Linked DNA regions of Homo sapiens: region 1 is linked to region 2. A link is a loop called in an ENCODE intact Hi-C map of the cell type or tissue named here. Cell type or tissue: thyroid gland. All regions are shown on one strand. Each heading gives the region's core, and the rest is flanking DNA. Links, peaks and the distances in the headings are about the cores only. Region 1 overlaps WNT7B (Wnt family member 7B). Region 2 holds the start of LOC107985535 (a long non-coding RNA gene).

Region 1 (8,000 bases), core at 1-8,000, 76 kb before region 2:
GCATGTGGGGTTCAAGCTGGGAAATCTGATGAGATCTCAACTGGGGACCCCCCACTGGAGGTGGGCAAGTGGAGCCTCCCTAATCACAGGAAACTCCCCAGAACTCATCACCAGGTGGACGAGACCCAACAACCATTGGCTAAAGGGGAGAATGTGCATCCTGGACCGTCTGTGTGCAGAGGGAGGACAGGAGGTCCTGGGGTGACGCTGGACTCCACGGTTGTGCACTGAGGCCTGTAGGATAATGCGCCGTTTTCTAACATGGTTTCCCGTGAGGCCAAAGGGCATGATAGTGACTCAGATCTGGGTCCTCATCCTGACTCCACAGGGCCCTCACTGCCTGGCTGTGTCCCAAGGCCCAGCTCTTCCCTCTCCAGTGCAGATCACGGGAGCACAAACCTCACCGGGTGGCTGTGGGAAGCTCTAGCTTGATGCCTGGTGTGGTCGGTGTGCAGGAGACAGGCCATTCTCAGCTATCAGGAACAGGGAGGTTGGCCACAGGCAGCACAGAGGGAGGCCCAGTGGCTGTGTTCATTCAGGAAGGAGTGGTGGACCCCCTAGGGCATCTCAGAGGGCTTCCCAGAGGAGATGACTCTCAGACAGGGTTTTGAAGGATGGATAGGAGTTGGCCAGACTAAACAGGCACATGAAAGAGACCCCTAGAAGAGGGAACAATACTGTCAAACACATTCACCAGGGGTTCCCCTCCAGGGAGGCTCAGAACATCTTGCTGAGGTGGGCCGATGGGATGCCAGGATCCAGAGAAGAGGCTGTTTCCCAAGGTCACCTTGGATCCCAGGGGTTCAGCCCTCCCAGTTCCAGCTCCTCACCCAGTGCCCGCGCTGCCTCTGAAGGGAAGCTCCCCCTATGCAGTCCCACGGGGAGTGGAATCAGGGTCTCCCAGGGCCTCAGGCTCCAGCCAGCAGTTGGAGGTGCTGATGGGGGGCGAGGTGATGATCATGAAGTTGGTGATTTTTGAGGCGCCGACGGCACATTATTGTTCCCTCATTCACACACTTCCCTGGGCTCCTCTGGGGACACAGTGGACAATGGCCAAGCAAGTCACACTCCCGCCCCTTCCCCTCCCACCCACCACATCCCCGGAGGCTTGAGTCACCCTGGCAGGGCAGGTGGGTGCCTATGGGGAGCCCAGGGCCCCTGCTTGGGTGTGGACCAAGGCTCTGTTCTCGGAGGACCCTAACAGACCCTGGGTGTGGCATAGCGGTGTTGGATGAGGTAGAGGGCTCGGTTGTGGGTGTCTAGGCCATCGGCCCAGGGCCAGGGTGCGGAGCCAGTGCATTCTGGAGGACTTCCCAATTGGAAGGGGCCACATGCAGTGGGAGCCCCAGAACTAGGACCCACATGCAGTGGGAGCCCAAGCCCTCACGGCTCACACTGCTCCCTGTCATCCCCAGCAGATGGAGAGGCGGTAGCAGGCTCCTAAGGCTGCCGCCCTACACAGCCTTGGGTCCGGCTCAGATGGGGCTCAGCTCCCCTCCCAAAGGGACAGGAGGCCGGGCGCCCTCCCTTGTCAGATGAAACCCCGGCCCAGGGCTCCTTCAGCCTGATGAAAGGGTCATTGTGTGGTGCGGGCCGCCCGCTGGCCAAGGACAAAACCACCGTTTGTCCTCCGTCCCTGGCGCAGGGCTGGGGGCCTCACCTCAGGCTGGCCGGCAGGGTGGGGGTGGGTACAGGTGCGCTCCCTCCCCCCTTCCTTGTCTTCCCACTCAGCCTGCCTGGGGCCCCTCCCCCATCCCTGCCCCTCACCCAGGGCGTTCTTGTCCTCTGAGCGTGGGTCCTGAGGCTTGGGTCAGCTCCACTGTTGGCAGAGAGGCAGTGAGTTCTCCAGCCCCGGAGGCATACAAGCAGATGCAGGAGTGAGGGCCGGGGATGCTGGGGAGGGTCCCTGCCTGGGCAGAGAAGCAGCGCTCACAGGTTCTCTGTGCAAGCAGCCGGTGGAGTGGTTGGCCTTTCCAGAGGCCATCCCACAGTCTCAGTAGTAGAGTGGCAAGTGAGGCTTGGCACAGGGCCATCGACACTTCCTCCATCCCCAGGCTGGAGCAGGTGGCAGCTGAGGTGCTGGAGCTGCCACGAGGCTGGGTCTGAGGCTGTGTGCAGAAGACACTAACGTCCTGCTCCCCCAAGCAGCCTTTGCAGCTTTAGAGTGTGAAGCCTGCAGGTGCCTGGAGCTGGGCCTGGGAGGAAGCCACCGCACCCGACGAGCAGCTTGCCGGGTGTCAGCAGCAACGGAGAAGAGCCCGAGTGAGCATCCCCTGGAGTCCTATCCCATGACCCCTGCAGGCCTCTATCGCTTTCTGGAGCCCTCCCGCACTGTGATCCCTGCTCCAACCCTTCCGTGCCCTGTTGGAGCTCTGAATGGGCCAGGCCGGAGGGAGCCCGGGCACAAGGACTGGTGGTGTCTCAGCTGGCCTCCGCGCAGTGGGTATTGGCGTGGCCAGGGTGAGGAGGCATCCAGAGCTGAGACTTAGGCCCGCGCAGTCCCACGTGGTGAGACAGATGGCAAAGCCCCTTCCAATTGGGAAGTCCTCCAGAATGCACTGCCTGCCCTGCAGACCCCCGCCTGGGGGACACAGGATGAGGCATTCCCACTTCTGGAGGACTCAGTTTCCCCCAGAAGGCCCTCCCTAGTGGGACTGACGTGTGCACAGTGCCCAGGGTCTGCTTTGGAATCTGTGTCCCCCTCGGGCTGCCAGAGAAGGGGAGCTAGGAGAGGCCCGTCTGCCTTGGTAGGTGGTGGAGTGAGGAAGACGAGGTCAGGGTGCAGAGTCACTCGCCCAGGTCAAGCAGCTGAGCCCAGATTTGAGCCCAGGGACTCCTGGCTGTCGGGTCCATGCCACTTGTCACGGTGTTTTACTAAGGCGGGTTTCCAGCCTTGGGCGGGCTCTGTTGCGTGTCCCGTTTCCTGCCTGTCCTCTCCAGGCAGAAACCAATGCCTCCAGTTGCTTAGAACTGTGTGTTGACCAAGAGTCCCCGGGGCCCTGAGCGAGGGTCTCAAGGTTGCAGGGGCTGCCTCCAAGTTTAGCTTTGGGACCAGAGGTGCAGCTGTCCTGCGGGTATGGGAAGCCCAGAGGCCTTCTGTTCTGGGTCTTGTCCTGCTTTCGCCCCTGACCCAGGAGCTCTGAGACCAGCCTGGCCAGCTTTGTTGGGTCAGCATGTGTGTGGTCCTGGATGCCCAGGTCCTGTTCCTGGCTCAGCTGTGGGCTTGCGGCAACCTTGAGGGTATCCCTCCCCTTCTCTGGGCCTCAGTTTCCCCATCTGGGTGGTGGGTCTGGATGCTCCCCCAGGTCCTCTTCCTCCCTCCTCCCCTTCCTGCTGGCTCCACCACCACCCTGAACTTTCCCTTCATGCCCACAGCGTGACGGCAGCCCCCGCGGGTGGGTTATCAGGGCTGGCCAGGTGTGCAGGTGTGACTGGGAAGGAAAGTCCCTACCGCCCTGCCTTCCAGCGTCGTTGACACAAAGCCCTGTGGGACCCACAGCAGGAGCTCTAAGCCATCTGTGATGAGGGTGGCCCAGGGAAGACCTCTCAAGTAAGGCAGCCTCTGACCTCGGCCCTGAAGGACCTGCTGGAGGGAAGGAAGGTGGGTTCCTGGGAAAGGGACAGACGTGGGCAAAGACCTGGAGGTGTGAAGAGGATGTGGCAGCATCAGGAGTGGGGAGCAGCAGGTTTGAGTAGGGCTGGAGCAGGGGAAGGTGAGGTGGGGGCGGGGCCGGAGGCAGTGATCTCGGGTCTGGGGAGCCCAGGGCAGGGAGGAGTGGCTTCAGCAGAGCTTTAGAAAGACCCTTCTGGGCAATGAGGTGGAGGATGGGGAGGCATGGAGGAGGCTGGTCCTGCCCACCAGCTGCAGATGCAGGGCCCGGGACACTCCAGGGCTGAGGAGAGGAGGTGGCTGAGTCTGTAGGACCATCTGGTGGCAGCGGTGCCAAGGGAGTGTGCTTGGCCAGGTCTAGGGTTGCAGGGTTGCCTGCCTCCTCCTCAGTGCTCAGGGCAGTGCCAGGCCCTCACTCAGTCGGTACCCAGCAAATCTGTCAGTCTGATGGCCACTTGTGGGTCTGGGGCCCCGTGAACTCCCAGGTCACGGCCGATTGCCCAGGGGTGGCAGAGCCTGTGGTGGCCCCAGGCGTGCTTGGCCCCTAGTGGCACAGGTGGGAAGGGGGAGTGGGTGGCCCGGGGCTGGATGACTTCCAGGCTCCCCGACTCAGGTCTTCCCAGGGTGACTTCACCACTGACGGGGAAGTGTTGGGAATTTCCAGGTGCGGCTGACACCCCCACTAGGAAGGCAGATTCATCACTCCGCCATCTCCATTTCCTGGGGCTCCTCCTGTGTGCCCCATGACTCCCCTCAGCCTGGGGGGGGCTGGCCTGCAGGGGCCACACTCCTGTGGGCTGAAGCGCTTGTTCGGCCCCATCACTGCTCCAGCAAGGTTGTCACCCGCCTTGGTAGCACTGCCCTGGGGATGGAGTCGCATGTTGGGCACACCTTTCTGAGCCTCAGGGTGTTCAGGGAGTGTTCCTGGGGGTGACAGGCCCAGGATCCCTGGATGCCAGGCAGGCTGGTGTTGTGGAGAGAGCACCGGATAGGGAGTCAGTGGCTCCGGGCTGCAGTCACTCCATGTCTGCAGTAGTCCAGAGTACACAGGGACACAGGGCCTGGGGACCTGTGGGACACAGTCCCTGAAGTGGCCAGGCTGGGCTGCTGTGGACCTGCACCTGGGGAGGGGCACTGGGCTGAGGGCTGCAGATTGCACATGGGCCGCACCTGCTCTCTCTCAGAACCTGCCTCCCCAGCTTGTGGCCTGGGGGCTCCCCTCCAGGCTGCAGCTCCTGGAGGTGCGGGGGGTCACCTGGCGCCCCATTGTGCTCTTGTATTTCCTTCTGGCATCTTTAGGAGCCAGGCAGGGTGTGCGGTGTGATGCCTCCCTCTGTTGCGGGAGTCCCCTGCTTTGGAGCAGCCTTGGAGGGTGGCTGGGGCTGGTCCCCTACCTTCAGAGTCTGGGGAGAGCCAGGCTTTGCAGCCAGCTCTGACTGTGAGCCCAGAGCCCAGCTGGGCTTCCACTTACCGCCTTCCACGGTGGAGATTCCTGTGGCAGGGAAGACGGGAGGGTGGGAAGAGGCAGAGCCCAAAGGTGGGGGGAAAAGCCACAGGGTCTGGTCCTGCTCTTGTCTCTGATACCAAACCACTGCCACGTTGCTGTGTGGCCTGGCCCAAGATGCTGCTCCTCTCTAAGCCGCCTCTGTAAAATGGGAATGATGAACTCCAACTGGGGGCTCGCCGTGGGGAAGGCAGGGACGGCACTCAGGACCTCGGGCCACTTCAGTCAAGGCCCCTGGAGTTCTGAAGGCTCCATAAGCACTCACTCAGCCAGGCTGATGAGAGGCAGAGGAGGCTGCCCCTGGGGAAGTGGGCACTCTGGGCCACAAGGCATCCAAGCTGAGCAGTTGGCTAGGAGGCGGTGGCGGCCTAGGAATTCTTGGAGGGAGCATTCCAGAAAAGTGGGCTGCTTGAAAGGTGAGGGGGATGTGGAATTATGCATAGGGGACTTCTGACCCAGAATGGGTCCCCTGCTTTGGAGAATGCAGATGACCTGTGTGGGGCTGGCCTGGCTCTGGCTCACATGCTGTCTGAGATGCTGTGTGGCCCAGGCATGGACTGGGCGTGGCTCCCATCTGTTCCTGGAAGGAGGACCCTTCAGGACTGCGGCCTGAGGCTGAGTCCCAGGGCCGGGAGCTCAGCCCTGTCTTGCAGTCTGCAGAGAGGTGGTGGCTCGGCCCCCAGACCTGCCGCTCAGCCAAGTCCAGGGCAGCCAGGAAGGCCGAGGCGCTGGCCCAGCCGCAGAGTGTCCATACTCCCATTCTGGCTATGGGCCAATGGGGCCTGCCAGCTCTCTCCAACGTGTTCCACCTGTCTGTCCACCCACCCATCTGTCCTGAGGTTTCAGGTTGGCATCCTGGTCACCCAGGCCTGCAAGGCGCCCCTGCGTCCAACAGATCTGTGGCATCAGGGCCAGGGCCAGGACTGGGACTCCCATCCTTGCTAGGGTCTCAGCTAGCTGTGTGGTCTCAGGTGCTGTGGCATCTCTGGGTGTTTCTGTTCCCATCTGTACTGTGGGAAGCAAAGAGAAGGGCCAGAGTAAGACCTGGGGAAGGGCATAGCTGAATTTCAGTCCCAACGGCTTCCTCAGGAGCCCAGCACAGATGTGATCCTGCAGGGAGTGGAGAGGGGAGAACTGAGAGAGACCCTGGTGGACTTCTTGGAGGAGGAGGCACTAAGCTGGGTCTGGAATCTTGCCTGGCTGCTGGAGGGAGCAAGGTACCTGCCCCTGGAGGGGGAGGAGCTGGTCCAGTATGGCCAGCACCTGGTGCATCCTGGTGGGCCCTGGGTGCCGGTAGAGATCTGGAAGGTTCTGAAGTCAGAGGTCAGCGTCCTGTGGTTTGGGAGGTCACAGTGAGTGGGTGAGGCTCTCATTTCACAGATTTAGCAGATATGGTGGCTGGGAGTGTCTGCCCTTGACCTCATTAGCTGCGGGCCCCTTGTGTTGGCCAGGGGTGCAATGGACCCCATGGCTGTGGCTCATCCACCTGCAGCGGCCTCAGCCCTGCCTGGGGCCCCCAGCTCTTCACCAGCTTTTTCCCAGGCGGTCTGGTTCTTCTCCAGGGTGGGGTCCCAGGCTGCCAGGCCAGGAATGCCAGCTATGTGGGGAGGGTGGGAGGGCAGCCGCCCGCCGGGGGCGCGAGGGAGCAAGCGGACGCTCTGCTCCCTTCCCTGGGAACACTGAGAGCCAAGAGCTGAGCAGAGCAGTGGCGTGGAAAGAGTGGCAGGCGGGACTGTGGTGGAGTGCAGCCTGCAGGATGCCCCACCCACCAGCAGGCCAGTTCTCCCTATTGAACAGACCGGCAAACTGAGGCTCAGGGAGGCCAGCGAGAGCCAGTGGCTGAGCAGAACTCAAACACAGGACCCCAAACCCAAGCAAGCAAGCGAACCTCTTTAGGACACAGCTGCAGGTACCCAGATTGTCACCTCAGCCCCTCACTACACAGATGGGAAACTGAGGCAGGGAGGGGCAGGGAGGAGCAGAGGGATGGCCTCATTCCTGAGCTGGGCCCTGGGGGTGTCAGCCCTCTGCTCTCCCCAGCCCCGTCCTTGCCCACCCCCCACCTGCCCAGCTCCCTGTGCCTCCTCTAAGGATGCACTGCCCCGGCCCCCACCCACACTGCTCTCTTCTGATTGCTGTCTCTGAGTCTCAGTTTCCTCATCTGTAAGGTCAGGCTGGCAAGGACCAGCCAGGGGAACCACAGTGGGGAGAGGGTGGGACAGGGTGGGAAACGGTTCCAGGGCCCCACACACCATGAACCTGCTTGGAAAGGGGAGCGCTTTGGGCCTGTCCCTCCCCCACAGGTGTAAGGCCCCTCCCGGGCCTCCCCTGCCACTTGCCAAAGGAGAGGTGATTGTTCCCTGCTCTCAGATGGGAAAACTGAGACTCAGAACAGCCTTGGGGTGGCCGGGCGGAACTCCTGGCCCAAGCCCCACCCCCCTCCACCCCACGGAGCTGGGCCCTGAGAAAGGACGGGGCACCAGCTGTTGAGCCCAGACCTGTTATTCATTCTCTCTGGTTCCTTCTCACCGGCGCGCCCAGCTCTGGGCTGCAATGCGTCCCTTCCAGCCTCCTCTGAGGGCAGCGCCAGAGCTGCTGTGGGGGTCAGGCATTATGGGGCAGGTGCAGGTGGAGCTCTGTTCTGGGTGAGTAGATACCCATCTGGCCAGTCTGCAGCCTGTGGCTCATGGGGTCTGCTGAATGACCTCAGACCTGGCCCACATTCTTATCCCCATTTGACAGGCAGGAACACTGAGGCCACCACCAGCCCCTGCCCCATACTCAGCCCCAAGGAACCCTGCTGGCTCCAAAGCCATAGAAGAGCCCCTATATGGATGGAAAGTTCCGGGCCAACCCTCTGCCCACCTAAGGAAGAGGCTGGCGAGG
Region 2 (15,296 bases), core at 3,010-11,009:
TCTGCCAGGCAGACTCCTGCTTACCTCCAAGAAAAAGCTCCAGGCCCCCTCGTCCAGAAGCCTTCACTGCCTCCTCGCTGGGCAAGGCCCTGATGAGGGAAGTCGGGGGCCATGGAAAACTGTCTGGGTCCTGGGAAGGCTTCTGGAGGAGGTGATGATGGAGGAGAAGTTTAAGTCAAAAGGAGGCAGGAAGGAGCTATCAGGAAGGCAGGTTGGAGTCTGTCGAGGGCCCTTGCCACCCCGAGGTGTTGACCACTTTACGCTGTGGCCTCTGCAGGGGCTAGGCCGAGTCCCCTCCAAGAGCCTGGCATGCACACGGTGAGTGCCAATATATTGACTATCTGACCTTTGAAAAATAACACATGTGGAATATTGAGTCTTGGTCATACTCGCATTTTTGAGCCCATCTGTCTCTATGTATTTCGCAGTACAGTGTATTTTTAAAATATGGCCTTATTATTTTTAAAGTTTGTTTCCATCAATTTTCCTGCAATCTTCAAAGTTTGAATTAATCTTTCTTTCTTTCTTTCTTTTTTTTTTTTGAGAGGGAGTCTTGCTCTGTTGCCCAGGCTGGAGTGCAGTGGTGCAATCTCGGCTCACTGCAACCTCCACCTCCCGGGTTCAAGTGATTCTCCTGCCTCAGCCTCCCGAGTAGCTGGGATTACAGGCACCAGCAACCACACCCAGCTAATTTTTTGGGTTGTTTGTTTGTTTGTTTGTTTTGAGATGGAGTCTCACTCTGTCACCCAGGCTAGAGTGCAGTGGCGCAATCTTGGCTCACGGCAACCTCTTCCTCCTGGGTTCAAGCGATTCTCATGCCTCAGCCTCCCAAGCAGCTGGGATTAAAGGCACCTGCCACCGTGCCCAGCTAATTTTTGTATTTTCAGTAGAGACAGTTTTTACCAAATTGGCCAGGCTGGACTCGAACTCCCGACCTCTAGTGATATGCCCACCTCGGCCTCCCAAAGTGTTGGGATTACAGGCATGAGCCACTGCGCCGGGCCTGGATCAATCTTAATTAATCCAAAGGTCATGATCTACCCAGAAGTGTCCATTGATAGCTCACATTCACATTTTAACGGCCCCAGAATGTGAATCTGTGCTGTCCATGGACACTTCTGGGTAGATGATGACATTTGGATCAAGAAAATTGTCTCTCTCTGCAGGGTTGGGGTACCTTGTGAGCACACGGCAGATTCTCAGTTCTGACATTTTGCGTTGAAATGTGTAAATATTTCAGCCTAAAGTTTCCCACAGGTGCTGTCTTTTGGCCTCCGTTCGGAGTACAAATATTTAACAAATATTTGTACAAGACAAATCTCGTCAAATAAATTGTTTCTATGATGATTTTTAATGATTCTTCAAATGTACGTGCTGCAAAACCGTGGGCCTACTTAATTCCATTCCATTTCAATCTAGAATATAAATTTATCCAGTTAATAGGAACTCCATGAGCTGATGCTTCCCAAGGTTCAGGATGTTCCCAAGGACACAGGTACGATTTCCAAATGAAATCTTGTCACTTTCTGAGCCTTCACTAGTGGATGTGATCAATTCCTGTCCGGCTTCTGTAGGGATGACTGAATTTTAATGTCTTTTGCTTTGCGAGCCGTGTTTCCAGTCATTGCAATTCTACATTTCAAAGCTGAAGTGTTTTGGTGCTTCGTTTGTTGAAGTCTTTGATTACACTTCTGATTTTTTTTTTTTTTTTAACAAACCACAAGCAAAATTTAGAGAACCTGTTTCCAAAGACACGCATGAGCATGGCAGGTCTCCTGGGCTTGTCCTTGAAGCAGCGTTCTGGAGGCTTCTGTGCTTGGGAGGCGAGAGGCCGGCAAGGCTGGAGTCTCTGTGCCAGAGCACTTCTGTGAAGGTGACACCGCATGGTCTCAGATGCATTGCCGTGCAGCTCCTGTGACTGGGCACACCGGAAGACAGTGGCAAAGGTGAATAACCACAGCCTCTGCTTTGCCACCTGGTCACAGCCGCAGTTATGAATTCTGTGAGCGTCACCACCAAGCTCGTCTCTACCCCATTTGGTGTCTGACTTTAATGAGAACATTGCTTTTACCACAGAATTTCTGTGTCTATCATCACTGCAAAAACAAACAATTTTGCCTTCGTGCTGAACTTTTAAACTGAATTTGCAAGAGCATTCACGATCATGTCTAATGAGTCACTCTAGACAGAATCAACTTCTAAAAGCTTTACCTTGATTGCATAGATCGGGTGAAAAATCTAGCTGCCATTGGAATTTGCAATTTGCTGGTGGTGTCTCAGGAGTAGGGGTGGTCCCAGCTGTCCCCAGCCAGGGTGGCTGCAAGTTCCATCCCAGGGTTCCCCTCAAGCTGCCCTGCCCAGCTTCTGGAAGCACAGGCCGCGACGGCCAGGGCCGCAGGTACCTGCCAAGGTGCAGCCAGCCCCTAGGAGGCCAGGGTCTGAGAGGTAGGCCCCAGGAGGACATGTGGGCTTTTTCACTGGCTTATAGCCACACACAGTCTGAGGCGGTGGGTGGGTCTTAGTCCCCTGAGACACAAGTGGGGAAACAGGCTCTGGGTCAGCAGGTGCCTCACCCAGGTTGAGCCAGGGTGGAACAGAGACTGAACCCATGTCTAGCCATGCCTGCCTGGTGGGCAAGGCCGGGGGCATAGGGTGTGCGGGTGCTGCATGTGGGGAAGGGGCCACAGGGCCCTGGCCGGAGGTGGCTCCCCAGGATATCTGGTTCCAACGCCACTTCTCTTACCAGCCTGAAATGCCACTGGCTTCATGCCATGGCTTGATGCCTCACGTGGCATCTCCTGTCCTCCCTGGCCCCCGAGCCCTTCTGTGGTCAGGCATGTCCTATCTCATGGGGTTCCGTGGGACACTGTTTGGGAATCACCGAGTGATCCGTGCACTAAAAGCAGTTGCACTGAGAGGGCTTCCAGGGGCTGGCGTAGCCTGGCCCAGCAGAGGGGTCTGGTCTATGGGCAGTTGCCAGGCTTCTCAGCCTCACAGTGCTGCTTCCTTCCTGTTCAGCCTCCAGCAGGTCCCCTCCTCCGCCTCAGTTTCCCCACTTGTAAAATGGGGTGACTGACCTGCAGGATGCCCCTTCTCATGTTGTCAGGAGCTGATTCCCCAGGGCCTTGAGCACATGAGGCAGGAGGGGACCTGCCAGGCCAGAGGCTGCTCACACGTCCCAGCCAGGCCCCAGTGGGGCCCCAGCCTGCTCACCACAGCCCCAGACCACAGCTGCCAAGGCCTCCTGAGGCGGCCCCCGCAGCCCAGGGCCCTGCCCAGACAGGGAAGCCCGGGAGCAGGGGGGAGAATCGGTTCCGCAGGGCTTAGGTGTTCCCAGTAAAGCAGCTCCAGGCAGCCGCTACCAAGACGCCAGAGGGCCACCTGAACAGGGATGCCCCGGGCTGGGCAGGAGCTCTCTCCAGAGGCTGCTGCGTGTGGGCGAGGGTCTGGGGTGTTCAGGTCTTGGGGCTCTGGGCCAGCCCTTCTCCTTCCAGAGAGGGTCCCTGCAAATGGCTGTCTGCATGGCCCGGGGAGCAGCGTGACCACACCGAGGGGTGCAGAGATGGGGGCTTGAGAGTGCCCGGGGCCCGGGTGTGGCCAAGGAGATGGAGGGGTTGTTGCCCACTTCAGTCAAGAGAGTCACGGCAGGCCTGGAGGCACCCCGGTCGGCGCACCCCTCGGGGGGCTGTCCGGGTGAGGTGGGTGGGGCTGGGACTCTGCTGGTTCTGGTTGCTACAGGCACTGATCCCCCAGGGCACGGGCTCAGCCTGCTCCTTTGTTCATTCCACACACACAGACCACATTTGAAGGTGGCCCTTGGGGTGTCTGGCCTGGTGTGGGGGCCACAGGGGCTCATGGCTTGGAGGGGAAGAGAGGCAGAGGGAGACAGATCAGGCAGGGATAGGCTGCTGGGTGGGGAAGGGGCGCTGTGCACACAGGTGTGGCCGATCCCGGGGGTGGGGTACTAGGTGTCCACACTCACTCCCAACAGTACTTAGCTACTTCCCGCGGGGCGCGGGCGCGTGTGGGCACTGGGCCACCGCGGTGAACAAGACAGACCAAAGCCTACCTGCCGGGCCGGCCGCTCCAGTGCAGACACAGAACGCGAAAGAGGAAGGGAAGCGCTGGGCGGTGGTGAACATCCTGCGGGGCCCCTGGGCTGGCGCAGGGCAGGGCCCTGAGGGATGGGGTGGAAGCGGGGCCTCACCGAGAAGTGTCCCCACAGCCAAGACCTGAAGGCGGGGAGGGAGTGGGCCCCAGGGTGGGGGGGCCGTGGGAGGAGCAGCAGAGGATGAGGGGGACTGAGGCCCAGAAAACATCTGTGGCTGGGGTGGATGAAGCCAGGTGTGAGGGCGCGAGGACGCGGGGTGAGGACGCGGGGTGAGGACGCGGGGTGAGGACGCGGGGTGAGGAGGACGCGGGGTGAGGACGCGGGGTGAGGACGCGGGGTGAGGACGCGGGGTGAGCCTCTAGCAGAGGCTGTGGGGGGCCGGGGGACGTGGGGCAGGTGCTGCTGCAGCTACCAGGAGAGGGAGGGCGGTGCTGGGACCCGCGATGGAGACCGCGGAGGTGGGGCCGGCGGGGTTCCTGAAGGACAGACGCTGGGCTGGGAGAACGGTGGGTACGGGAGAGCCCGGGGCTGCGGCCAGAGCTCCTGGGAGGAAGGAGGCGAGGGCCGTGCGGGGAGCTGGGAAGGGGTCGGAGCAGGGAGGAAGGCGGTTTCTCAGACAACATCCTCTGGAGAAATGAGGCTGGTCTTGGGCCGAAAGTTGGTTTTAGGTCTGACAGGACGTGGAGGGCCCTTGCTCGTGGGGTCTAGCGGTGCATCCCTTTCTCAGTGTGGCAGCCTGATTACTGCACACATCCCAACACACCTCCCTGCCCCGCACACACACGCCCCGCACACACTCGCCCCGCACACACTCGCCCCGCACACACTCGCCCCGCACACACTCGCCCCGCACACACACGCCCCTCACACACACGCCCCTCACACACACGCCCCTCACACACACGCCCCTCACACACACGCCCCTCACACACTCGCCCCTCACACACTCGCCCCTCACACACTCGCCCCTCACACACACGCCCCGCACACACACGCCCCTCACACACTCGCCCCGCACACACTCGCCCCTCACACACACGCCCCTCACACAAACGCCCCTCACACACTCGCCCCGCACACACACGCCCCGCACACACACGCCCCGCACACACACGCCCCTCACACACTCGCCCCGCACACACTCGCCCCTCACACACTCGCCCCGCACACACACGCCCCTCACACACTCGCCCCTCACACACACGCCCCTCACACACACGCCCCGCACACACACGCCCCGCACCCTGTGCAGCCTGTGGGGCACAGCGCAGCCCCGTGGGTGTGGGAGGAAGGGCTGACGGCTTTCCAATTCTCACCACGTGCCAAGCTCTGGGACTGGTGGTCCCACCCGGGCCTTGTGACCCCCTGGGACGCAAACATGATTTATCCCCCGTTTTTGCAGCTCTAAGAACTAAGTTGAGGCCGGAGGGAGGGAGTGACTTGCCCAGAGCCTGGCGCTGGTTCCCAGGGGAGAGGGGAAGGGCAGAGCTCCTCAGGGCCCCAGGACCCTGCCTCTGGGGTGGGGGCCTCTCGTCCTGTTTTCCGATGGAGAATCGGTCCCTCGCCCGGGCCGCAGAGCCGGTACCGGGATTTGGGCAGGGGCCGCTGGAGGCCGAAGCCGCTGTCTTTCCAGGGCCCTTGCCTGCCTGTGGGACCTGTGGGAATTTTCCCTCCCGAGAGCCCTGAAAGGCCGTGGGGGCGGGGTGCCGAGTCCCGCCGATGGAGGCGAAAGGGCCACACGCTTTTTGTGGTCGAATTATCCAAACAGTGAATGGGCTGCATCCGCCCGGGCGGCTGTGAAGCGGGCGGCTTTGTCCAGCCCTGAGAACAGCGGCGCGGCGGGGCCAGACAAAGCCGGCGCTGACGCCGCCTTTTCCACGGTCCGGCAGAGAAAGAAAGGCCCGGCGCACAAAGCCAGGCCCAGTGACTGGGGCGGAAGGGGGATCGGGCTTTAGTCACGGCCCCGCCGGGAGGGCGAGGGGCCCCACCGGAGCTTCCCATCAGGATGGGAACAAAATGGGGCGGGACGACTCGCTGACGGTCCTCTCCATCCTTGAAAGGCCCCCCAACCCCCAGAGGAGGCCTGAGAGGGACGGCAAGAGACACTCAGGTCCCTGCTGCCTTCAGCACCCACCCAGCCTGGCCCCGAGGCTGGAGGTCATCTCCCAGATGGCGCCTGGCTACTCGGATGGACCTCAGACCCCTGGCTGGCCTCTCCATGCCTGGGTGGGCAAGACCCCTTTAGCCTGATGGCCAGCGACCCCCAGAGGAGCCCAGCCAGCAACGCTAAAGCCGATGTCTCAGAAAGAGTCCATGTGCTTCAGGGGCAGAGGGGACAGCAGAATGGCGAGGTGGGGTGGCAGGTAGTCTTTGGGGCCGCGGCTGGGAGCCCCTCATCCTCACCGCTCTGTTCAGGGACAGCCTGTCCTGGGGGGCTCAGTGCTGCCCCTGGCATAGGTGGCCAAGGAGTGACCACAGGCCAGAAGCCAAGCCAGGCCCCTGCCAGGCCACCTTCTGCTCCAGATGGCAGTGTGCCCCTCTGCCAGGGGTCACAGTGAGACCTGAGATGCAGGGAAGGGTGGGCGGAGGGGGGCCCAGAAGAGGAGCCCGCAGCGGGCAGCAAGGACCCTGGAGCCCGTCCCGGCTCGGACACCTGGAGCGGGACCATAGCAGGAGGCCTCTGGCTGCCCCAAGCCTCACCTGCCTGAGGGTTTTTTGAGGATCAGAGACTGAGCCCTGGGCTTGTCAATGAGCAGGCGACCCCATACTTGTGCCCAGGGTCCATGGCGGACCCGGGCAAGGAGGGACTGCGGGGAGTCTCGGGCCAACAGCAGGTGTGGGGTTTTGAGGGGCCAGGCAGGGAGAGGGAAGGAGGGAGGTCTTGGAGGGCACATTTGAGTGGGCATTGGGTGGGTGGCGGCCCTGCTGTGAGAGCGCCCAGGGGGCTTGGTGAGAGCCGAGGGCAGGGGGCGTGGGCTCATTTCTGCGTTTAGAAAACTCTTCCCAAGCTGTCCAGGGAGAGCCAGAATGGAAGTGCTTGGTGGGCCTGTGAGGGCCGCTGCAGCCATTCTAAGAGCTGGTGTCTATTCAAGAGGAGAGAGAGTGGGGAGCTGGGGTGCCCGGGTGAGCTGGCACAGGGTGCGGGGCATGTGTGTGAGGGGCAGGGGAGGTGTGTTGGGATGTGTACAGTAATCAGGAAGAAGGCCTCCTCTGGGAACTGGGGTGCCCGGGTAAGCTGGAAGAAGGGTCAGGTCTAGGGCTGAACAAGGGGACTGTGCCTGGAAGGAGCATGTTCTGGAGACCAGAAGAGCAAGCGGGTAGCCCCGCCGTCTGCCAGCCTCTCACGTGCCATGATTACATTGCCAAGTCCGCAAAAGTGCCCCTGTGGGTGCCGTGTCACTTACATCCAGGGAAACTGAGGCACAAAGGGACTCACCAGAGCCAGAGCTAGAAACAAGGTGGGCCCCCCTTCAGCTGGGACTGACACCACAACTCATCCTGAGACCTCGTGCCATCCTGAGGGAAGCTTACCCTGTCCCCACGGGGACTCCTGGCCCTGTCCCACATGGGACCCGGGTGCAGGGCCTGTGAGGAAGTGCCCGGGCCTTGGCCAGGACTGGGTCATCTTCCATCAGCCAAGGTGGGGCGCGCCCAGCCGGAAGGTAGAGCCCCCAGTATCACTGGGCCCTGCCACCCTCCAAAGCCTGCCCCAACTCCCATCTGGGGCCCGTCAGCTCTGCTTATGGCCAGGAGCATGTGGCAGCCGTGGGGGCAGGGAGGACAGCCTTGGCTTCACCCCAGCAGGAAAGGCAGGTTCTGACGAGGAAGCAACTGGGCGGGTCCAGCCCCCATCAGGTGGTGCCCAGGGAGGCAGTCCAGGCACCCGCCTGGCCTGGCTCCAGGCTTCGGCCACAGTCTTCCACCAGGATGTGACTGAAGGCCTGGCCGAGGTCTGCAGGCCACCTGGAGGGCACCTGGAGAGCCAGGAGCGTGTGAGTACATGCGTGAATGTGTGAGTACATGCGTGAATGTGTGAGTGTGCATGTGTATGAGTGTGTATGAGTGCATGTGTGTGAATGTGAGTACATGTGAGTGTGACTGTGTGTGAGAAAGTGTGAACTGGAGTGAGAAAGTGTGAATGTGTGTGTGAATGTGTGACTGTGTGTGAACGTGCATGTGTGAGTGCGTGCATGAGTGAATGTGCATGTGTGATGTGAGTGCGCATGTGTGTGAGTGTATGTGTGTGAATGTGAGTGCATGTGTGTGAATGTGTGTGTGTGTGAATGTGTGTGAGTGCCTGTGAGTGCCTATGTGTGCGTGAGAATGTGAATGTGTGTGTGAATGTGTGTGTATGTGTGTAGCCTGCCTGGGCTCCGGCACCTTGGGGACACTGTGGTCAGGTGTCTCTGCTCCCACAGTCTCTGCTCCTGGCCTCCTCTCTGAGCCTCCATCTCCCTGACTCTCCAGTGGGGGTGAAAATGCTCACAAAACCATTAGGAACAATAGGAAATGAGGTGATTTGTACAAATCAGCACTGCCCTTGGCCCATAGCAGTTGCTCAAAAAATGGTAACTTGCCCTTTGCATGACCCAGAACCTTTGGGGGCCTGGCCGCGGTGTCACAGAGAAGCAGCCGCTGTCTGCACCATTGCAGGCTGCAGATACTCCCGGTTCTCAGCAAACATTTCCCGGGGTCCTACAACAGGCCCTGGGTCTGGCTGGGGCCAAGGATCCCATGGTGATCAAAACATGGTCCCTACACTTAGTGAACTCTGATCAACACAGGAGATGGAAACTTCGCCTCCCACCATATGGTGGCTGTGGGAGGGGAAGTGTGTGTGTGCATGTGTGAGCGTGTGAGTACATGTGTGCATGTGTGAGCATGTGAGTACGTGTGTATGTGATATTTGAAGCATGGCCAGCACCTAGGCTTGCTGGGCTGGGGTGCAGTCAGGGAGGGCTTCCTGGAGGAGGGAGCATCCGAGTGAAATATGTAGAAAGAATATGCGTGGGCCTGGGTGACAGAGAGAGGGAAGAACTGCCGGGAGAGGGGCGGGAAGGAGGGTGCTGGGGTGGGTGGGGCAGGGGTTGTACCTAAGCAAGACACCCTGAATCAGGCAGGCTCTGAGTCCTTCCAGGCCCTCCCTCCCGAGAACCTGACGTGGAGGGCCTGGGAGCACATGGCCCCCTAGGACCCTCCTTAGGTGGCACGGGAAGATGCGTCAGGCCCTAGTGTTGGGGGCAGGCCGGATGCAGGGTGCCCCGGATGAGGAGGCAGCCCAGCCCAGTGCTCATCAGTGCCCTGGGCCCCCTCTGCCCCCTTCCAGATGCAGATGGCAGCACTGGGCTCGCATGGGGCAGAGACTGCTGAGGTCTGGGGCTGGGACCTGCTTCGGCGGGCATTCAAGCAGAGTGCGTCTGGCCCGAAGCCACCTGGGAATGGCATTTGTATCGTGAATGAGGGCGGAGGGGAGCATGCATCTCTGACAAGCCCACTAATGTGTTTGGAGAGAGCCAGCGAGCAGCCCTGGATGCTCGGTCACTGCTGCTCACCGGGTCAGCCGCCTTTGTTCTCCCAGGCCCCGGGCGCTGGACTCGCTGTCACGTGACGTTGTCCCAGTCAGCGGAATCCGATTCTGCTTCCGAGGCAGGTCCTGTTCAGACTGAAGTGGGGGATGCACCACAGGCCCAGGACTCCACGGCCCCTGCTGGTCCCTCCAGGCCTCGCCACCAGGCTCCTCCCTCCACACCTGACACCCCCAGCTCCCCCAGCACAGGAAGAGGGCACACGCTCACCCCTCCACCCACCCCACCACCCCTAGTTCACACCTGGCAGGGAGACCCCCTGGGCGGTGGGAGTGGTGAGCTGAGATGGATGAGACAGGCTGTGGTGGCGAGGGGACAGTCAGGGACAGAGGGGGTCCCCTGAAGATGAACATGAAGAGCAGGGGAGGCATGGGGCTGGGGACCAGTGCAAGCCCGAGAGGGTGTGGTGGGAGGGGCAGTGGCTTCGGCCACTGCCCTGGGCTGTGTCTCCTGGTCCCACAAGTCCCCGTCCCTGGGGAGTGGGGCCCTGCTCAGCCCCCGTGGGAAGGGGGCCATCTTGGCCAACTCTGTGGGCCCCATGGGGTAGTGGGAGGCAGTCACCCCTGGCAGGGCTCCCCACCTCTGCACTGGGGGTGCAGAGGAAGCCCCCCGTCCAGCTCCATTGACGCCCACGAGGCTCCCCGAGCAGGCTCCTGTGAAGGGCTGGGGCCAGGAAGGCTGCGGGGCGGTGCTCGGACCCAGCCTCAAATGAAGCCTGGGAGCAGGTGGATGGGGAAACAGACAAATTCGCTGAGGGGAGGGGCGGCCACATGCAGGCTGGGGGGAGTGAGGCTGAGCAGGCAACCCAGGCTTTGGGAGGGGTGTCCCTGTCACCACAGCTTGGTCCAGGCCGTGTGTCCCAGTTCCCAGGCAAGGTTGTGCGGCACCAACTCACCCTTCCAGAAATTGCTGAAATCTCTACTGTCCAAACCTGTCACCGCCTTAATCAAAGAAAACATATAGCCCATCAACACACGAGGGAAGCCAGCAGGAAGGAGCCTGGCCTTGTCCCAGCACCTCCTGCCCAGCCCCCTTCCCACACTGCCCTGCCCACAGCCTGGGCATCCTCTCCAGCTGTCAGTGACAGGGACAATGACAGCCAGGTCCTGGTGGCCTCTCAGGGACAGTCGTGTGCTGAGGGAGAACATCGTCTCCTGGCTCATCTCGCTGTCACACCCTCACTGACTGGACCGAGGGCTCGGGGCAGGCACCACCGCTACCCAGTTGCACAGCAAACCCAAGCGAGACCACTGCAGTCCCCAGGCTGGGCCAGGCCCTTGCCCTGGTTCCCACGAGGGAAAGCCTGGCTCAGTGCCTTTGGCCACACCATGCAGCCTGCAATGAGATAAGGGTGGGGAACTCCCTGCCAGCTGCCAGGGGGTTCTGGGCTGGTTTATTCCTGAAACACATCTGCATTCCTTGAACACATCCCTTAGCTCCCCACGGCCCACAAAGTGCAGCTGGAGTGAGCGGGGGCCCTTCCCAAGCTGTCCCTGCAGCCGGGGGCCTTGCATCGCTCCCGGTCAGGACCCTGGGCTCCCTCAAAGGCTTTGTTTGCTTGGGGGCCCGAGGCATCCACAGCCTTCCCAGTTACCTGCCCTGACCAGCCCTCAGCTGTGCCTTCAATGGCGTGGGCCGCCAGGCATCTCACCTCTCCATGCTCACTGAGGTCAGAGGCAGCGCTTCTCCGCCACCCAGTCTCGGGTGGAGACCAGGCGCTGCTCTCGACTTGGGCTTCAGGGGTCCTGCTGCACACTGCCAGGCAGAGGTGTGGGCTGGACGGGCGTTGCTGTCAGGAGTTCACCTCCCGGCTGGACACAGACGCTTTTAAACCCAAGGCCGCGGAGGGACCGGGTTAGCGGTCACGATGCCACACTCCCCATCGCCTTGAGGGAGGCCTCCAAGCTTGGAATTATGGTTCTCCAATATGTGCTTACTTGGGTTTGCTTTTGAAAAGGTTAGGATTTAAGTATCACCCAATAACACACACATGCCCAGCTACATCTGAAATTACAGGGCCGCTGGGCTCAGGGTCTGGCCTGTGCCCACGGCTGGGTGAGGAAGTGCCCACCACAGCTGGGCCACTCCACCCAGGGAGGGGTGGGTCCGAGGGGTGCCACATACCTGAGCTGTCACCGTGCGGGCTCTAGTATGTCACTCACCAGGCAAAGGAGGGTCTTCGGGACACTCTGAGGACAGGAGGGAGTTACCTCTCCTCTGCGTGGCTCAATTTATCATCTGTAAAATGGGGACAAGGCTGTTGCAAGGAGTAGAGAAAACAGATGCAAAGAACCTACCCAAATGCCGCTTGCAGCAAACACACACAGGGACCTTGAGGGTACGAACAGCGCGGGAGCAGGGCAGGAGGGGACGAGCCCAGGCTATGTGTGTCTGGGGCTCAGGGCTCAGCATGTGAAATGGGCTCGATAATGGTGGTGGTGATTATCAACCACATCATCACTCTCGGCCGTGTGGAGGCTGGCCCAGCAAGGAAGGTGGGGTGGCACGGGTGATGCCAGGGGTCCCACTCCAGAGGGTAGAGTAAATCCTTGGAGAGTGCAGTGTTGGCCCTGGGAGGAGCCCCTGTGCTGGGCACCCGTGGAGAAGGCCGGGGCATCCTGAGTCAGGACCGCTGAGGCCAAACCTACCCCTGGAGCCCAGAGGCACCGTTGCAGCCAGGTCTCCCAGCTGCCCGGCCTGGCTCTCCACTGGCGATCTGACTGGGCTGGCTCGTCTCCCGGGCCTCGGGGCTTTGGATGGCGCATGCAGTACCCAAACTGGCTGGGCCGCAGCTATCACCGATCACCAGCCTCAACATTCTCCCCCACATCTGCCATCTCCCCAGCCCCACGGCCACTGGGCGTGGCTCAGGCCCAGGAAAGCAGCACCCTTGCCGGGACTTGCCTGCCCACGCTCCTCCTGTGGGGTGGAAGTGGTGGGGTGGAAGTGGGGTGAGGTGGCCTGGAGAGGAAGCCAGCCTGACTGCCCACACCTGGCTTCAGGGAGCAGGTGACCCTCCCCCTCGCTCTCCCTGCAAAGTGAGTCCTGGCTGTGGAGCTGAAACACGAACTCCCCGGTTCCACGCCCAGGGCCTGGCATTGGCCCCACACTCACCTGAGTGCCGGCCGCCTTCCTCCCGGCTCCCAGCCTTAGCTCCTGGTCCTCCCATCCCTGCCCTCCTCCCTAGGTGTCCCCTCATCCTTCATCCATCTACTGCTGGGAGCCTGGGAGGGTGGGGTTGCCTAGGCCCTTTCCTCTACTGCTGTGTGACTGGGAGAAAGTCAGTTAACGTCTCTGTGCCCCTGGTTCCTCTCCATCGGCGCTGTCCTCTGGGGCGGGCGCTGGGGTTCTGTCGATGTCATAGGTGCTCCGCCCAATGCCCACAAATGCCCGTCAGGCTGGCGCTGGAACAATGTGGAACGCTCAGGCAGTGGCCACTTCGCCTGTTTCACGGTCAGTGCTCCCTGAGCCACCTCCATTACCCCACTTTACACACATGGGCGCTTGTCGGCAGGGGGATCACCGGACTGGGAGCTACCTGAAGGCAAGTCCCCTTCTCCTTAGGCCCCCATGGATATGGATAATGGGTCACTGGTCTGGGGGGCTTCCCCATATCTTTGGCGGCTGAGCAGCGTGAGCCCCTCCCAGGACCTGGACTGTGGCCCTTGTCGGGAGGGGGTTTGCCAGCACCTCCCGTGCGATGTTTTCTCACGTTCATTAAACCTCTGGGTGCAGCAGAGCCAAGACGCCTCAGAGACACACGGAGCTTGCCAGCCGCCAGGTTCAGGTCACAGTCAGACCACAGACAACGGCACCTGCAGAATTCTCAGCCTGGCTCGTGCAGCCGTAAGAGCCAGGGTGGAAGTGACTGTCCACTGGGGTTCAACCTCCCATCCTCAACGATGTCGGTCACAGATAAAGTCTTCAATGGGGCCGGGCGCGGTGACTCACGCCTGTAATCCCAGCACTTTGGGAGGCCGAGGTGGGTGGATCACGAGGTCAGGAGTTCAAGACCAGCATGGCCAAGATGGTGAAACCCCATCTCTACTAGAAACTACAAAATTAGCCAGGCGCAGTGGCAGGTGCCTGTAATCCCAGCTACTCAGGAGGCTGAGGCAGGAGACTTGCTTGAGCCCAGGTGGCAGAGGTTGCAGTGAGTTGAGATCATCCCACTGTACTCCAGCCTGGGTGACAGAGTGAGACTCCGTCTCCAAAAAAAAAAAAAGTCTTCAATGGGCATATCCCCCATAAGGCGTGATAGACAGCAGGGAGGTCTGACCCTGAGATGGGAGGTGTCTGCCAGCCACAGGCGGTCCCCAAGGATGGAAAGGCCCTGAGCCCCAGAAGCTGGGTAGCCCCAGCCTCCTCCCCTCAAGGAACACCAGGACAGGGCTGGGCACAGGGACGTCCAAGAGACAGCCTGGGCGGGAAGCACCCACTCCGGACATTGTGGGGCTGTGTGAACATAGATGCAAGCCGCTTAGCCTCCCGGCCTCAGTTTCTTCATCTTTAACATGGAAATGAGAAGACACCCCGTGAGCAGGGAGGGCACTGTCACTGTCACGATCATTCCCATGGTCACCACTGCTCTCCGGGGAACAGCTGCCACGGGGGCGCTGGGGCCGGGTGGCATCCAAGTGGCCCGGACTCACTGACTTACTGCAGCCCTCCTGGGACCGGCTGGCCAGCGGGGTGCTGGGAGCCACCAGGAGGTCAAGTTTAAGCGAAGGCCTCGCTCGCTTCACTGGCTTAGGCACGAAAAACCCAAACCCAAACAAAACGCAGCACCAGCTCCCCACAAGCGCCTTTGTGTCTGCAGAATCGTCCACTCTGCTCTGGGACATCTGCGGCTGCCCAGGCAGCAGACTCGGCGAGAACAAGGGCTCCGCTCTGAATAGGGATTCACGCGGGCGATTCTCAACCGCGGCTGCATTCATCAGGGCCCGGGTGCCCGGGGACTTCCTTCAGGCCCTGCCCCCAGGACCCCGGCTGGCTCCAGCATTCTCTCCCCGGGGTGGTCCCTGGCCCTCCCATCCCCAGTGCCTGCCACTGCCCCTGAAGGCTGCCCGGGGGGCCGGGGGGTATTGTCCCGGGGACACCTGCCCTGTGCCGAGCCGTGGCCGCTCGGGTCACCTCGGCTGGGGCTCGTTCACACGGCCTGAAAGGCGTCCCCTCTATCCGCACTTGCCCTTCTCCTCCTCGCCGCAGGGGGAGGGGCCGGGCGGAGGCAAACAGTATTTTTTCTGTTCTCTCCGGCACAAATGGAATTCAATTAGTGAAGAAGAAACCCAAGCCCAGCCAAACTGCGCTTTAAAAAATCCCGCAGGAGAGAAGCGTCTTCCCACAACCCCGGCAAATCAATGGGATCGATGGTTCCCGTGCGTTCTCCTTCCTTCCCCCCCCGGAACTCATGGGGTGCAGCCGGAACGTCTTCTCCCGCACCAAGGCAGACCGGGCAACAGGGATATCTGAGGAATACGAATACATGCGCCCCAGCCCCGACCCCATTCCTGACAAACCGTGATGGGAAAGCCAGACCATCCTCGGAGGCGGCTGGCCAGCAGACGGACCCTGGGCAGGGTTCAGCCGCCCCACAGTCC

What was found. Hi-C counts contacts between places; a loop is a spot of excess contacts. Peaks named below come from ENCODE experiments on the same cell type or tissue, not always from the same donor. Only the 100,000 strongest peaks of a DNase experiment are listed, where the experiment ranks them.
Region 1: a loop joins it to region 2, with 2.1 times the contacts of the local background. A loop is called at or near these places in 6 of 110 quality-filtered maps.

What each region holds. Positions count from the first base shown.
Region 1 is chr22:45,960,799-45,968,798 of GRCh38, reverse strand. The region is part of intron 1 of WNT7B (Wnt family member 7B); the gene reads left to right. Among named protein-coding and RNA genes, the nearest start is that of WNT7B, 12 kb to the left of the region's middle. RefSeq lists enhancers at 1-204, 1-223, 920-1,816, 5,370-5,870. In thyroid gland, for the core only: no CTCF peak of the experiment used is centred there; no DNase peak of the experiment used is centred there.
Region 2 is chr22:45,880,453-45,895,748 of GRCh38, reverse strand. It overlaps LOC105373071, which reads right to left. Exons shown (of 6, transcript XR_007068133.1): 3 at 11,348-15,296; 4 at 9,940-10,637; 5 at 9,664-9,773; 6 at 1,333-1,918. LOC107985535 (a long non-coding RNA gene) reads left to right here and starts at 8,023. Exons shown (of 3, transcript NR_171771.1): 1 at 8,023-8,103. RefSeq lists enhancers at 1-140, 14,007-14,921, 14,922-15,296. In thyroid gland, for the core only: no CTCF peak of the experiment used is centred there; DNase peaks (open chromatin) are centred at 7,948 and 9,618.